2 separate regions of the Homo sapiens genome follow, and region 2 is linked to region 1. The links are chromatin contacts, found by Hi-C in ENCODE. All regions are on one chromosome and are shown on one strand. The core of a region is the stretch at or near the end of the contact, and the rest is flanking DNA. Distances in the headings are between cores, read along the strand shown. Region 1 has its middle 67 kb from the start of LINC00501. Region 2 overlaps LOC107986154 (a long non-coding RNA gene).

The links. A loop is a pair of places that touch in the nucleus more often than their neighbours do. Pooled maps may share reads with other maps.
Region 2: a loop to region 1 is called in a map of PC-9, with 4 times the contacts of the local background. The contact joins two enhancer-like sites. A Hi-C loop is called at or near these places in 5 of 168 maps with a recorded cell type or tissue (CD14-positive monocyte, MCF 10A, PC-3 and 2 more), 1 of 37 single-sample maps with no recorded cell type and 6 of 50 pooled maps.

Annotation. Positions count from the first base shown.
Region 1 is chr3:177,357,621-177,364,300 of GRCh38, reverse strand. No RefSeq gene overlaps it. Among named protein-coding and RNA genes, the nearest start is that of LINC00501, 67 kb to the right of the region's middle. RefSeq lists enhancers at 2,636-2,835, 4,126-4,420, 3,931-4,772, 5,446-5,740, 5,627-5,866 and 1 more. Within about 2 kb of position 3,725, at least 38 of the 41 ENCODE cell types and tissues checked have a DNase peak (open chromatin) inside an H3K27ac peak, as active enhancers do; they include CD14-positive monocyte and PC-9, where a contact is called at or near this core.
Region 2 is chr3:177,924,860-177,931,419 of GRCh38, reverse strand. It overlaps LOC107986154 (a long non-coding RNA gene), which reads left to right. Exons shown (of 3, transcript XR_001741024.2): 2 at 6,380-6,492. Among named protein-coding and RNA genes, the nearest start is that of LINC02015, 110 kb to the right of the region's middle. Within about 2 kb of position 3,004, at least 5 of the 41 ENCODE cell types and tissues checked have a DNase peak (open chromatin) inside an H3K27ac peak, as active enhancers do; they include CD14-positive monocyte and PC-9, where a contact is called at or near this core.

The DNA of each region.
Region 1 (6,680 bases), core at 2,476-4,975:
ACGCACATATGTGAACAACAAATTAGAAACAGAATTGATGCTGAACTTGTCAGTCTAGTAATAGATAATATTAGTCAACCATAGCTACATAAGCTAATTGGAAGAAAAGCCATATTCTCCTGATTAATATATATATTATCAATAAAAGTTAACACTTTGGCCGGGCGCAGTGGCTCACACCTATAATCCCAGCACTTTGGGAGGCTGAGGCGGGCGGATCACTTGAGGTCAGGAGTTCAACACCAGCTTGGCCAACATGGTAAAACCCTGTCTCTACTAAAAATACAAAAATTAGCTGGGCATGCTGGCGCATGCCTGTAATCCCAGCTACTCAGGAGGCTGATGCAGGAGAATCACTTGAACCCAGGAGGCAGCAGGAGAATCACTTGAACCCGGGAGGTGGAGGTTGCAGTGAGCTGAGATCACGCCACTACACTCCAGCCTGGGCAACAGAGCAAGATTCTGTCTCAAAAAAAAAATCTTTTACTCTTAGAGCCATATAATCACACATAATTTTTTAATTAAAATTTATATTTATTTTGTTGATGAGATATAAATATGGCTACATCAATTCGAGGAGAAAAAAATGATATAAAACCTGCCAGTGTTAAAGAAGAGCTTGCTCATGAATTTTTTAAGTGAACGATGATGGGTATCCGATTGCTGTGGTATTTGGATCCTATTGGATACATTTTTTAAAGTGATGTTATGTTAAAATGTCAACTTTTTGCAATATACTAGATATTATTTCCTTTGCAACAACTTCCACTTAGGATGCCAAACTGTAGCTATCATTTTTAAAAAGAGCCCGGAATACATTGTTTTTCAAGATTCTTTTAGGGGGTACATGCACAAAACAGTGTGATGCTGACAACTAATATGGAATAGCAGTCCCCTAACCTTTTCATAAGGAAGTATCCCTTCTTGAACATTTTAAAAATAAAAGCAGTCATAGTTTTACTTTCTATACCTATTAACCAAGAAAAATCAAGTAACAAAAAAACAAACTAGTAGGTATTCAGTAACACTTAAAATTATTAAATGAATTGTTATATTCATCAAAATAGCATCTAAAGATTTTAACCCATATAGATGTGAAGTATATGATCCACTTATCTAGAGAATATCTAGGACACCCAGTGATTCACAGCAACTCTGTACTACACTACAGCCTCCAGTCTCGGAACCACACTGGATGGGTTCCGTTGACCTTTGCAGAGTGGTCTTTCCCTGTGGGGAGGCTAGAAAAATACTGAAGCAGCTCATTTCAAGTGGATATCCTGCTAAGGTATACACAGATTCAAATGCTTTCTGCAGTCAAGCAAGTAGCTTAAATGAGGGAACCTGCCTATGGGTGAGAAAAGAGGGAGAGGCTGGAATTGTAGGCAACAGAAGGCTGTGTGCCGGGTTTCAAAGGGGCAGCTGCTATCCAGCCCCACCCAATTGTTGACAAGGCTTCTGTTGCCTGCAGCTTTTTACTTTTCAGGAAAAGCTGGATTTTCCTGTGAATCCTCTGGATTTTTAATCCAACTTTTCTAAAAACAACTGTTCAGGCTAACCTAAATACAAATGGGAGCTAAATCCACGTTCAATGTCTGCACCAGTGCAACTGGAAGTGTGGTCCCAGGTTCAACAACTGTTTCTTGCATTCCACAATGAGATGTGCATAGCAACTGAGAATAACACTTAGAAATAGCCATAACAGTTTGACAGGGTAATTTTGTCATGTAATTTTCTGAATCTAATAATAAAAAATTGGCTTGTATCTTATACATCTGTTTTATTTCCCTAATTTTTTAGAAACAAAAATATCAGTGGGCAGTAGATTAAAAATCTTGCCCATGACAGTTTAAGAAGCATTGCTGTGGTCTTCATCAAAGCAAGCGGACCACTGGAGGATGCTGTATTTGATAACTGAATCTCCGTGTCTAGAATCGTCACATGGACCGCCTGAAAGAGACAAGCCTATGAATCAAAATGCAACCAGTTCTTTCCAGCTGACAAATATTTGGCAGTAAAGAACCAGAGGAACGGGGGAAATAATGTCACTCCCGGAGGACCGCTCCTAGCCCATCAGATTACCAGGGTTCCTCCAGGGCCAGCTGTGGGAGGAATAGCCTGATGCCACGGTCACCTGGAGTTCCTTCTCCCTCCCACAGCACAGGAGGACCAGCCCCTTAGAGGCCCTCACTGAAGGGCAGAGGGCATGCTCTCAGGCGGTCATTTCTGTGTCTACCTGTTCCAACACACTGAGCTTGTCCAGGGCAGAGACTCCTGCTCCTCCATCCCCCCAACATGGCTCTTCTTCACTGAATTCTCTCCTCCTCTGCCAAATATAAGGTTCCTTGCTAGGCAAAGAACCTTGTCAGCCTCTAGTTAGGGGTGCTGAACTTTGGCAACTGGTAGCCTGCCTCCTACTTATCAGGTTCTATCCAAGCTGATCCTCCAGACTTTGTCCTCCCCTGCTTAGGCAGAAACTCTAGGGTAGGAAGTCCGTTGCCCGCTGCCGAAGCTCAGCACCCAAAGCAAGGTGGCCCACGTCCTTCCCTAGCACGGATCCCTATAGTAGGCAGTTGTGTCTGGGAGAGGCTAAGGCAAAGACGAGAGGGTCAGCTGGGCTAAAAACCGGAAGTGCTTAGAGACTGAAGAGTTTCTTCATCTTGAGAACCAAAAAGACAGACTGTCAGGTCTGCATGCTCCTCTCTGAGCTGAGGGAAACCCCCTAGGTAAATAGCTCCCAGTTGGAGGCGAGTGCCCCGACCCTTCCCCACTTCAGCAGCTTCAGCCTCCAGACTCAACACATGCTGGGCCATCTTGGAGGTCTGGTGTTCCAGGCCTCCCCAGCTGCCTGCACCTCCGAAAGGGGAAATGGGGGTGGGGTGGGAGGGCCAGGCCTGGGGAAGTGATTTTAGAAGTGCAAGTCTGGTGGGAGAGTTTTTCCGTCAGACCATCTGGAGGGAAGTAGTCATAATCTACTACAAGTTCTCCCGAAATGATCAAGTACACATAGGGAAATTGTTACATTGTTGAAAAACATGTCTGCTTCGCTTCCTCCTGGGGAGCTCTAAAGACTTTTATCAGAGATGGACTCCCTGCTTGAGGTACAGAGAGATTAAGATGAGGCCAAAGAACAGCTCTCTCCCCTTGTAATTCTCCAGGTAGCCAGTTTTCAGCTGGCTGCCATTTTTTGCAATTTAAGATGCTAAGAGAATTTAAATGAGATCAGCCCTGTGTGTGTAAAGAAGGAAACAGTCTGTATGGCCAAACAGAAAAGGTACCATGTTGTATGAGTTACTGCCTTTCACGTTAACTGGTGTGTGTGTGTGTGTGTGTGTGTGTGTGTAGAACAAAAGTACAGTTGTCTATACAATTAGTTATTTAAGCTATTTCAAGTACCATTACAGCAAGGGGGAAGGGAGGGAACATCTAAACTACATAAAATTATTTTTAAAAATTCGTTCTAGAAAAAAGGAAATGCCAGAGTAGTAAGATAAGGAGTCTTAATTAGCAACAAATTCATCTATTTCCTTCCTCCAAAACCGAGACAGTCTTCTAAGGCAATTTGCTTGGAGAGCAGTTTTGCGCCATAAATCTGGGACATGTTTTTCATGTGTGTTTGCCCTGTGTGAGGCTTAAGAAAAACACAGCAACCAAACCATCCAGTTCAGCCCTGGAGGGAAAGACCTAGAAGACCTAATCACCCGTGATGGCGATTACATAACAGAGAATCGCGCGCGCGCGCGCGCACACACACACACACACACACACACACACACACACACTCCAAGAGTCTCAAAAAAAAAAAAAAGAAAATCAGCCTTTGGCTTCCTGTCACAGAAGATATCTCCTTTTTTTTTTTTTCCTTTGTGAGGATCACTAAGAATGCTTCTTAAAGACCAAGTGGATGTCTTTGGTAGAAATAGAGGTCACTTAAGGATGATTTATAAGTGCACCCGAAGGCAAAATGAAGCATGTATCGATATCTAAAGTGCATCTGCATTTAGTGAAGCAAAAGCTCATAGTCTGTTTCTAATTTGTGCCTTGCAGATGCCCTCCCCACTAGGGAAAGGCCTGGCTCTGAGCAGCCGCCCCTCCCCGAGGCCGCCAAGCTCCCAGTTCAGGCCCTTTCTTGGGCAGCCGGAGTGCTCCTCTCTTAGATAATGCCAGGTACTCTGGAAAGTAGCCGTGTAATAATACACAAACCCCTGATGATGTCAGCGTGTTATTGACTTTCCAAGTCTGAATGACTGAGCAGAGGAGCGGGGGTGGGGCGCAATCCATCCGGCAGCGCGGAGACCGGCCAAGCGAAAATGGGCTCGCCAGCCTGGCGGGGGAGGGGCGGCTCGCAACAGCGGCGGCTGCTTCGAGCTCCGGCTCTGCCGCCGCGGCGTCGGGGTCGCTGCCGCCCAGCCCAGGCGGGGCTCGGGTTCCCGCTCCTCTGATGTTTACGTTTGGTCAAAAACTCCTCAGACAGAAATAACTAATGCCTCCCCCCGGAAGCTTTTACCACGTGGCAGAGTGGGGTCACAAAGGGGGGAGCAGTGGCACGAAGGGGATGGGGAGGAAGACCTCCCTGTTCCCTCCCCCACCCTGCAGGGGCCTTCCTCTTAGGCTGCAGAGCCGAGGGTCGCTCTCCGTGGTGGAGTTCCCTCTGCAGAAGACCCCTGGAAAATTGCACTTCAGCAGTGGTGACATTTTATAGGCCATGATTTGCTGCATTTATGGCTCTGGCAGTGCAGGTGCGGAGTCGTAGGCTCCCGTTCTCACCCTGCAAATTGCTCACAGTGCAATCTGTCATCTTCAAGGCTAGGTGTGAACCGGGCAGGGTTGCCCTTAAAACGGAATTGCAGTTAAAGGCCGGGATCTGGAAGGAAGCGCTCTACCCCGGGGCGTGGCCTTTCCCACCGGCTCTGGACCTTTCCTTCAAGCCCCGCCATGCGCGCCCACCGACTTGGCTGTCGCAGCCTGGGGGCACTGGGCGCCCTGGGCTCTGCCTGCCTGCAGAGCTCTCATTCTTTCCGTTCCAGGCCTGTGGAATCCTCCAGTGAACAAGGCCTCATGCTGGCCTCTGCCCCACCCCACTGCGAGGAGCCGCTCCTCCTCCGAGGCCTATGGTTTTTCTCCCCGCGGAGTGGGCTTGGTGGGAGCACCGCGTGGCGCAAACAGCACGGGGGGACTTTGGAATCGCCTGGACTTGAGCCCTGCCCCACCACGTGTTCGCTGTGTGAATGTGGACAGGGTGGTTACCCTCTCTACAGCCCGCGTCTTAAAATGGGAGTAGTAACAACCCCCTCAACAGTTGTTCTGAGGATTAAGTGAAATTCAGATTTCATAGGAGACCTTTTTCAATAGTCAAGTCTCTCGCCTTTATGAGTCAAGTTCCACTGGGGCCAGAGGCCCTGTGGTTGTTTCTGAAAACAAGGTCAGCAGAAGTGCTAGACCCATTGTTTCCTCAACTCAGCCCTTCCCCCTACACTCCTGGCAAAGTGGAGCCCGCAGCCTCTTCCGACCCACTTCCACCTTCACCCACACCCACAGGCTTACAGGGCAGAGCTGTTTTGTTGACGGGGCGGGGGTGGGGGTGGGGACGTGGAAACTGTACCTCTGACCTAAGCTGGACCATTCACGGCCCTTCTCAAATTTCCCTCCCCCACCTTGCCACAGGGGATTGGTCCCAGCGGGAAGAGCTGACATATTTGAATCCAATCAAAAGCCTTCTTGGGAAATTTTGAAACTGGAAGTGAAAAAGTCAGTTTCTCCCCAGGGCTAAAACTGCAAGATATTATAACATACATGACCATGTTTCCCATGGTCAGGAGAGGAGAGGCAAGGCCAATCTGAAGGCAGAAACAGAGATAAAGATCGAGCAGAAAACAAAGATAGAGCCTCAGCCACAGCCAGACAGGCTGGGAGAGAGCGCTGAGGCCAACAGGAGTCTAATGTTATTGGCAGCATCGGTTCCTGTGTCCCTGGTACAGCCCTGCCTGCCCCCGATTCCTTGCGACAGCCCATTATTTTTTGCCACAAATTCTTATTGTTTAACCTAGTTTGTGTTTTTGTTGCTTCTAATCCAAAAATCCCATGGCATTTACTAGTTTAACTTACACAGTATGTCAGTTGAGTTCAAGAGCTCCCCAGCCCCATTATAACCCCCCGAGAAGTCTTCTATCCTCCGCAGCATATGTCAGTGCCCCATAACAAGGTGCTCAATAAATGCTCTTCAGATTGCACTGAGCAAGTTGTGAGTGGACGGGAAGTGCCCTGGTGGCTGTTGAAACTGGAGGCTTCAACTGGTTAATTTAAAGGGGAAGCATCGCCAATTGCCACAGACTTCTAGAAGCCCATTTATTGTACCCTAGTGGTAATTAGGGCTTATTCAAGTGAATAGAAAGAGAAAAGAGAAGAAACTTTATCCCCTCTAAATTGCATTTAATAAAAATCTTGGAGAAAATGAGTGAATTGTCAGGCTTAATAATTTCCCCTGGGTCTTTGTTGGAGGGAGGCTGAGGAAATGTACAGTATTCTACATTTATAGGACAGCAGATCTGCATTTTAACAGAGTAAAATGCAGTCGTGGCTTACCCTCCTTTTTTCCCCCTTCATTTGTTTCCAAAGGGTTTTTTTCCAGCTCATGAGTCACTTCCAGTCAGATTCAAAGACAAAAGCCGGCTAATTGTGTG
Region 2 (6,560 bases), core at 1,755-4,254, 570 kb before region 1:
ATCTCAACATTTAGAGGCTGAAAATAGCAAACAATTATTTTTCAAAAGTTTCTGTAGCTCACGAATCAGGAGCAGCTTAGCTGTGTCGTTTTGGCACAGATTCTTTCATGGGCTACAATCAAGGTTTTGGCTGAGACTACAGTTATCTCAAGGATATCTGCTTCCAAGCCCATTCACATAGCTATGGGCAGGTCTCAGAAAGTCTATTTTCAAGTCCATTTCCATGGGACTTGCCACAGGGCTGCCTTATGCTTTATAGCATGGCAGCTGGCTTCCCCAGGGTAAGTCATTCAAAAGAGAGTGAGAGAGAGCCTCCAAGATGAAAACTGCAGCCTTTTATAACCTAATCCCTCAATTACTGTCCTATCACTTCCCAGGTATTCTATTTGTTATATGTGAGTCAACAAGCCCAGCCCACACTCAGCAAGAAGGTATTACAAAACGATGTGAATACCAGAAGGCAAGGATCACTAGGAGCCACCTTATAGGCTGCCCACCACAGTGTATCCTCTGGTGCCCAATGATTTATTTACCTCTCAAATGCAAAATGTACTCACTGCCCCCAAAGACTTCAAAATTCTCATTCCATTGCAATATCAGCTTCAAGTCCATAATCTCGTCATCTAAATCAGGTCCAAGTATGAATGTGGTTTCTCAAGTGTAGTTCTTTAAGCACAGCTCTTCAAATACAATTCCTTGTTATTTTTAAACCCATAAAACAAGAGCAAATTATGTCTTCCTCTGCCAACATGCAACAGCGGGACAGATATAAGATAAGCACTTATATGACCCTGTTCAAAGAAGGGGTAGGGGATGGAAGACATAGGGGTTACAGGTCCATGGCAGTTCTAAAATTGAGCCAGGCAAATGTTGGAAGATCCTTGATTAGGTCTCATATCTGAAATAATTCTTCGTGTTTCTCCACTCTGCCCTCTGGGCTCTTGGTTTCACCCTCCTAGTCTTCTTTCTAGTTTTGCAAAATATAGCAGGTGTTAAAATTCTGGGCCTTCAAAGCCCTGTCTTCATTCTGTACTGTTCTGCACTGTCCCATTCCATCCAAGTGGTAATGTTTCTGTATCTATCTCTTTTGAGAACCTTATGGGTTTCCTGTGAAACTTCTCCAGGTTAAATCCATCAGACAAAAGCCCCACCCACACACCTCTTACAGATAATCTCCCTTCCACCTTGGGCTTCTGCTGAGATGACTGGGGACAATGCCCTTAGGCTTCTTAGAAGCTCTACTCTTTGGCTGAGAGAATCTGTGTGGCACACTCTTAATCTCCTTAAGGGGCCCTTCAGTCTGACTGAAGGTTCTCTGAGGTACCAGAGAATTGTGAAGATCTTAATAAAAAGATTTATGGCCACACCCTAGACATTATCTCCGTTTTAGCATCTCCGACTTTCTGAATAGTGTGAGAGCTTTCAGAACCATCAAGATCCAGCTTCTTTTTGTTTAACAGTCCTTCCCTTAGTTTAGCTTTCTCTCATCTCATGTTTTACTATAAGCAGCAAGAAAAAAAAAATGGGTGGTAACTAACCGTTCTGCTTGGAAATCTCAGCTAGATCCCCTAGTTTATCAGGCACATTTTCTACTTTCCATGTTCCTGCAGACAAGTGTATTGTTAAGTTTCTGCCCTTCCCTCCAGTTTCCAATAAGATTTTTCTCCCATTCCTTTAAGGCCTCACTGCCAGCCTCCTCATAATTCAAAATTGTATGCACAATGGGTTCAAGGTACTTGATCTTTCACCAATACTCTACTCAAAATTCTCACAGTTTCCACCTTCTACACACCGCCTATTTCCAAAACCACTGTCTCATTTTAGATTTTGCTATAAGAGCACTCTACTTCCAGGTTCCAAAATCTGTCAGTCAGGAGTTAGAATTCATTCAGCAGTCAGACAAGTAGAACCACTAGCAAAGTGAGTCAGTGACCATGTTCCATTCTTGTGTCATTCCATTCAATACTCACGTTCATAGGAAAACATCTCACTGTCCCAGCCTGGTTCACATGGCCATCCACTCACTGGCCAGAAGGAAGGCAGTACAGTTGGACTGACAGTGCCATCAAAATGACATGTAATAAGAATGGTTAGTTTTTCAAAAGAAAAGGATATGTTACTATCAAATGAAGCAGAAAGGGATACTGGTTGGGTGAAAGTAAAAGATGCCCACCACCTCTATCAAAAGTCTTTGTAACTGGCTGATGGTCTGCTATTTGCAAATAATGGATAAAAAGATTCCCTAGAGTGAACGGTTCCCAAAGATGTCGGGGTGCTTTACAAAAAAAAAAAAAAAAGATACGATTTTTAATTCTGTCTACAGCTCTAGGGCCATCTCCTATATCCAGGTCAGTTCATACTTTGCTGGTTTGTAATGTTGCATAGGAACAAGTAGTAAAAGGTAGGGAAGGAATAAAATGTCTTGACCCAAACAGAATGATTAGGAATACCTATCTCCTAGAGACATAGCCTGGGAGAGGAATTATGACTGAGACCACACAAAAGTCTGAGTGTGTCGTAAACAGGATAAACATTCAGACTTTGAAATGACCATCAATTTCTGTCTTTTCTATTATTAACATTTCTCTGCCTGTATATTTAAAAAACAATAATTCAGAACATGAATCTTTGCTTTCTCCCAAAAATGTCTTGGGCTATGTGATATTTTCACACAAAGGAGCTATTTTTGGCATTCAAAAATTGCTTTTCTTCCTGCTGGCAAAGAGAATTCACTCACTACCTACTAGTGCATAACGCTTATTTTGCTTAAAAAAGAGAAAAAGGAAAAAGGCGCTTCCTCCAAATGATATAGGAGAAAAGAGAAGATATTAAATTTGTAAAGGACAAAATTACTCCTCCTCTTTGAACATTTTCTGGAACAACACCCTGCTGCCTGTCTATTGTTTCAGAGGCTAATAGTTATATAAAGCCTCTTTAACAGCTTCTATTCCACGACATCACTGTCTCTGCCATGAAAGGAGTAGGCAATGGAGTAATGACTCACTTTAAGACCGCACCCTTATTTATATTCAGGGCTTGTCATGGGAGAGATTACCCCATTCTTTTTTGTTTCTTATTTTTTCCTTGTTTGGCTCTTACTTCCTTCTTTAATCCTTCTAAAGTTTTGTTTCAATGTCTACCTGGAACCCCTATGTTCATACTGAAAATGAAAGGAGAAAATTAGGCCGAGAATCGAAAGATTAGAATTCTCTTTGGTCTATTAACTTATGAGTGCTCTGAAGCCAATATTTTATTTAAAGAGAGAAACAAAAGTAGAACTTTGTAAATAATTTTTGCCCAATTTGATGCTTAAATGGATATTATAGGTCATTATTAAGTAATGAACATTTTTAAATAGATGGTTATTTTAATAAACAAAAATGTTGTTTTATTTAATCTCTCCCTTTAAGTTTTAGGTTGCATGGTAATTTAGGGCATACCACTTGTATTAGTCTATTCTCAGACTGCTATAAAGAAATACCTGAGACTGGGTAACTTATTAGGAAAAGAGGTTTAATTGGCTCATGGTTCCACAGGCTGTACAAGAAGCATGGCTGGGGAGACCTTGGGAAACTTACAATCATGGTGGAAGGTGAAGGGGCAGCAGGCCAGAGCAGAAGGAAGAGAGAGAGGGGAGAGGTGCCACACACTTTTAAACAAACAAATCTCATGAGCACTCACTCACTATCACTGAGCAGCACTGAGGGGCAAACTGCCCCCATGATCCAATCCCCTCCCACCAGGCCCCACCTCCAACACTGGGGATTACAATTTGACATGAGATTTGGGTGGGGATGCAGACCCAGACTATATCACCACTCTTTATTAGGAAACTCTGTAAACTTAACTATTTGGGAAAAATAAATGTATTCGATTTCTTTCACTGAACATAAGCATAGAATGACATACCATTTTTATCAGCATTTCTGTTAAATTTTCTTGGGACTTAAATTTAAAAATTCTCCAAGCCATCTTAGTTTTAAAATTAAAAGAGTATCTATCATTTATAGCACTCACACTCCTGGGATACTAATTAGTGAACAATTCATCTGGAAAATTAAAGATGTTCCAGAAAGTGTTACTAAAATAGGTGTTTGTTTTTTTTTTTTTAAGTCTTTATATGAGGAGAACTAGACTCAACTAATGAGCAGCTGAAAGAATACATTCTTATTCTATGAGATTATATATTTATAACAGAAAATAAAAAGTATGCTACTATGGATGGCATTGCAATACGGCAATACAGTAGAACAAAATCCTATAGGGAATAGGTAGTTCCCAGTTGCCTGATGCCTTCCACTAGCACGATGAGGTGATCTGGTGTTATATCGAACCACTGGAAAGGATTGAAATGACCTAGCCCTGAGGAAATCATCCATTGCCTTATATCCCCCAGAATCTCTGTTTTCTCTTATGGTAGATAAAGAATTTAGAGCAATATGATTCTTCCAATGCTACAGGTTTATAGCTCTGGCAGGTCCTAGCTCCATGTGGACATTCCATATTGCCCTGCTATTCCCACTACAAATCTTTCCTTTTCTTCTTTCACTTACTGGTTACTTGCTATGTTTTTTTTTCTTTTTTCTTTCTTTCTTTTTCTTTCTTTTTTTTTTTTTTTTTTTTTGAGACAGAGTTTCACTGTTGTTGCCCAGGCTGGAGTACAGTGGCGGGATCTCAACTCACTGCAGCCTCCGCCTTCCCAGTTCAAGCAATTCTCCTGCCTCTCAGCCTCCCAAGTAGCTGGGATTACAAGCGTGTGCCACTATGCCCGACTAATTTTGTATTTTTAGTAGAGATGGGGTTTCACCATGTTGGTCAGGCTGGTCTCGAACTCCTGACCTCAAGTGATCCACCCGCCTGGGCCTCTCAAAGTGCTGAGATTACAAGCGTGAGCCACTGCGTCCAGCCTGCAAACTCTTTTTCTTATCCTCATTCCTAACACCTCATCTTGGCCTCTTACTTCAGACACTTGATGACCAGACCCTTTTAGACCAAAAATCATGCCTTATTATAATTAGTACCTCTAGCACTAGCACTTAGCCAAATGCCCAGTATATAGTAGAAATTAGATAAGTGCTTGGTGAATGAACGATGTATAAATAAAGAAGTAGATGAATATTAAAGGGTGAATGATAAATGTCTGGGATAAAGAATTTTTCCTTCATATCACTGAAAAAGTAGAAGATAGGTTTTTGATGAAAATTCCATTTTTCAATGATAACATAGTACTATATAGAAAGCTACTATATTTTTAAAAATTAATGTATTACTCTACTTCACAAACAACATGGATAAAGTAAACTTTTGTGGCCTGTTTATTCCTGTTGTGATAACTTGACACTTTGAACATTCTGAGTGGTGCTCTCATCTTGAAAACCCTGACTAGTGCATGGCTTGTATATCTGCTTTTTGTGTTTATGAATTGGAGAATATCCGAAAGATAAAGTAGAAATTAACTTTCGGTACTATAAGTCTAACATGACTTGTAATGTTTTATGGAGGTTTTAAATGCTGATAATCATGGGCTAACAAACAGAATGCAGATCTCCACCCTATCTAGGTCTAGAACATGCTGTTTAGAGAAGTGTTGCTATATGTCAAAAGGAAGAAAATGTTCTGTGACTCCAAAGGTACAGTCACCAGGGTCAAGATTTCAGGACCCAAGGTAGCAGTTGCCAGGGTCAAGATTTCAGTTCAACTTAAAAGAAAGCCAAGCCTTCCAACAACGGAATGAGGCTCCTCCTAAAGTAGCCAGCTCAGCCACCATTGTCCATATTCAAGAAACAGCTATATTTGGTATTTGTACAAAAGTTTAAAATAAAACTGACCAAAAGACTTACATGTTAAACCTGAAGAATTCTGGGCCACCCTGAGGCCTTCTCTGCCCATTGAACAGCCACCCTAAAGGAGATTTTGACTGATGGTTTTCTTTACAGGGTGGTTCAGGGGTTTATCTAGTCCATCCATCCATCCTACCATTCAACCATCCATCCTACCATTCAACCAACCATCCATTTGTCCATCCAACATCTAACCATTCATTCATTCATTATCCTTATAAAAAAAATTCCCTCTGAACCCCTCTTTCCCAGAAGCACCATCCTCATGGTTCCCATGACATTATCTTTCCCTGTGTCCTCCCTTCCTTGCTGCTGCTCAGACATTATTGTCCTCATTTAGCACCCTCCCCTGCACACACTGTAGGATGTGCATATTCTACAAAGTCTAACCACTCATTCTGACTTATTTCCTCTCTATGAGACAAACTCCTCAGAAATCTTGGGAATATGTTTCTTCTGTTGTCACTCACATTTATTATTTTATTTGTATAACAACCTGAGAAGAAGGCAGCGTTAATATTAGTATCCCCATTTTGCAGATGTGGAAACTGAGACCCAGAGAAATTCTCTTACCTGCCCATGCTCACATGATGACAGTGACCCGAACCTGGGCCCTCTGGTTCCAAGCTTGGTGCTCTTTCCACCACCACAGGTGAGACAACTAGGTCCTGAGGGTTTAAATGGGGAATTTCTTTTTGAGCTAGAAGTCTCCTTCTATTT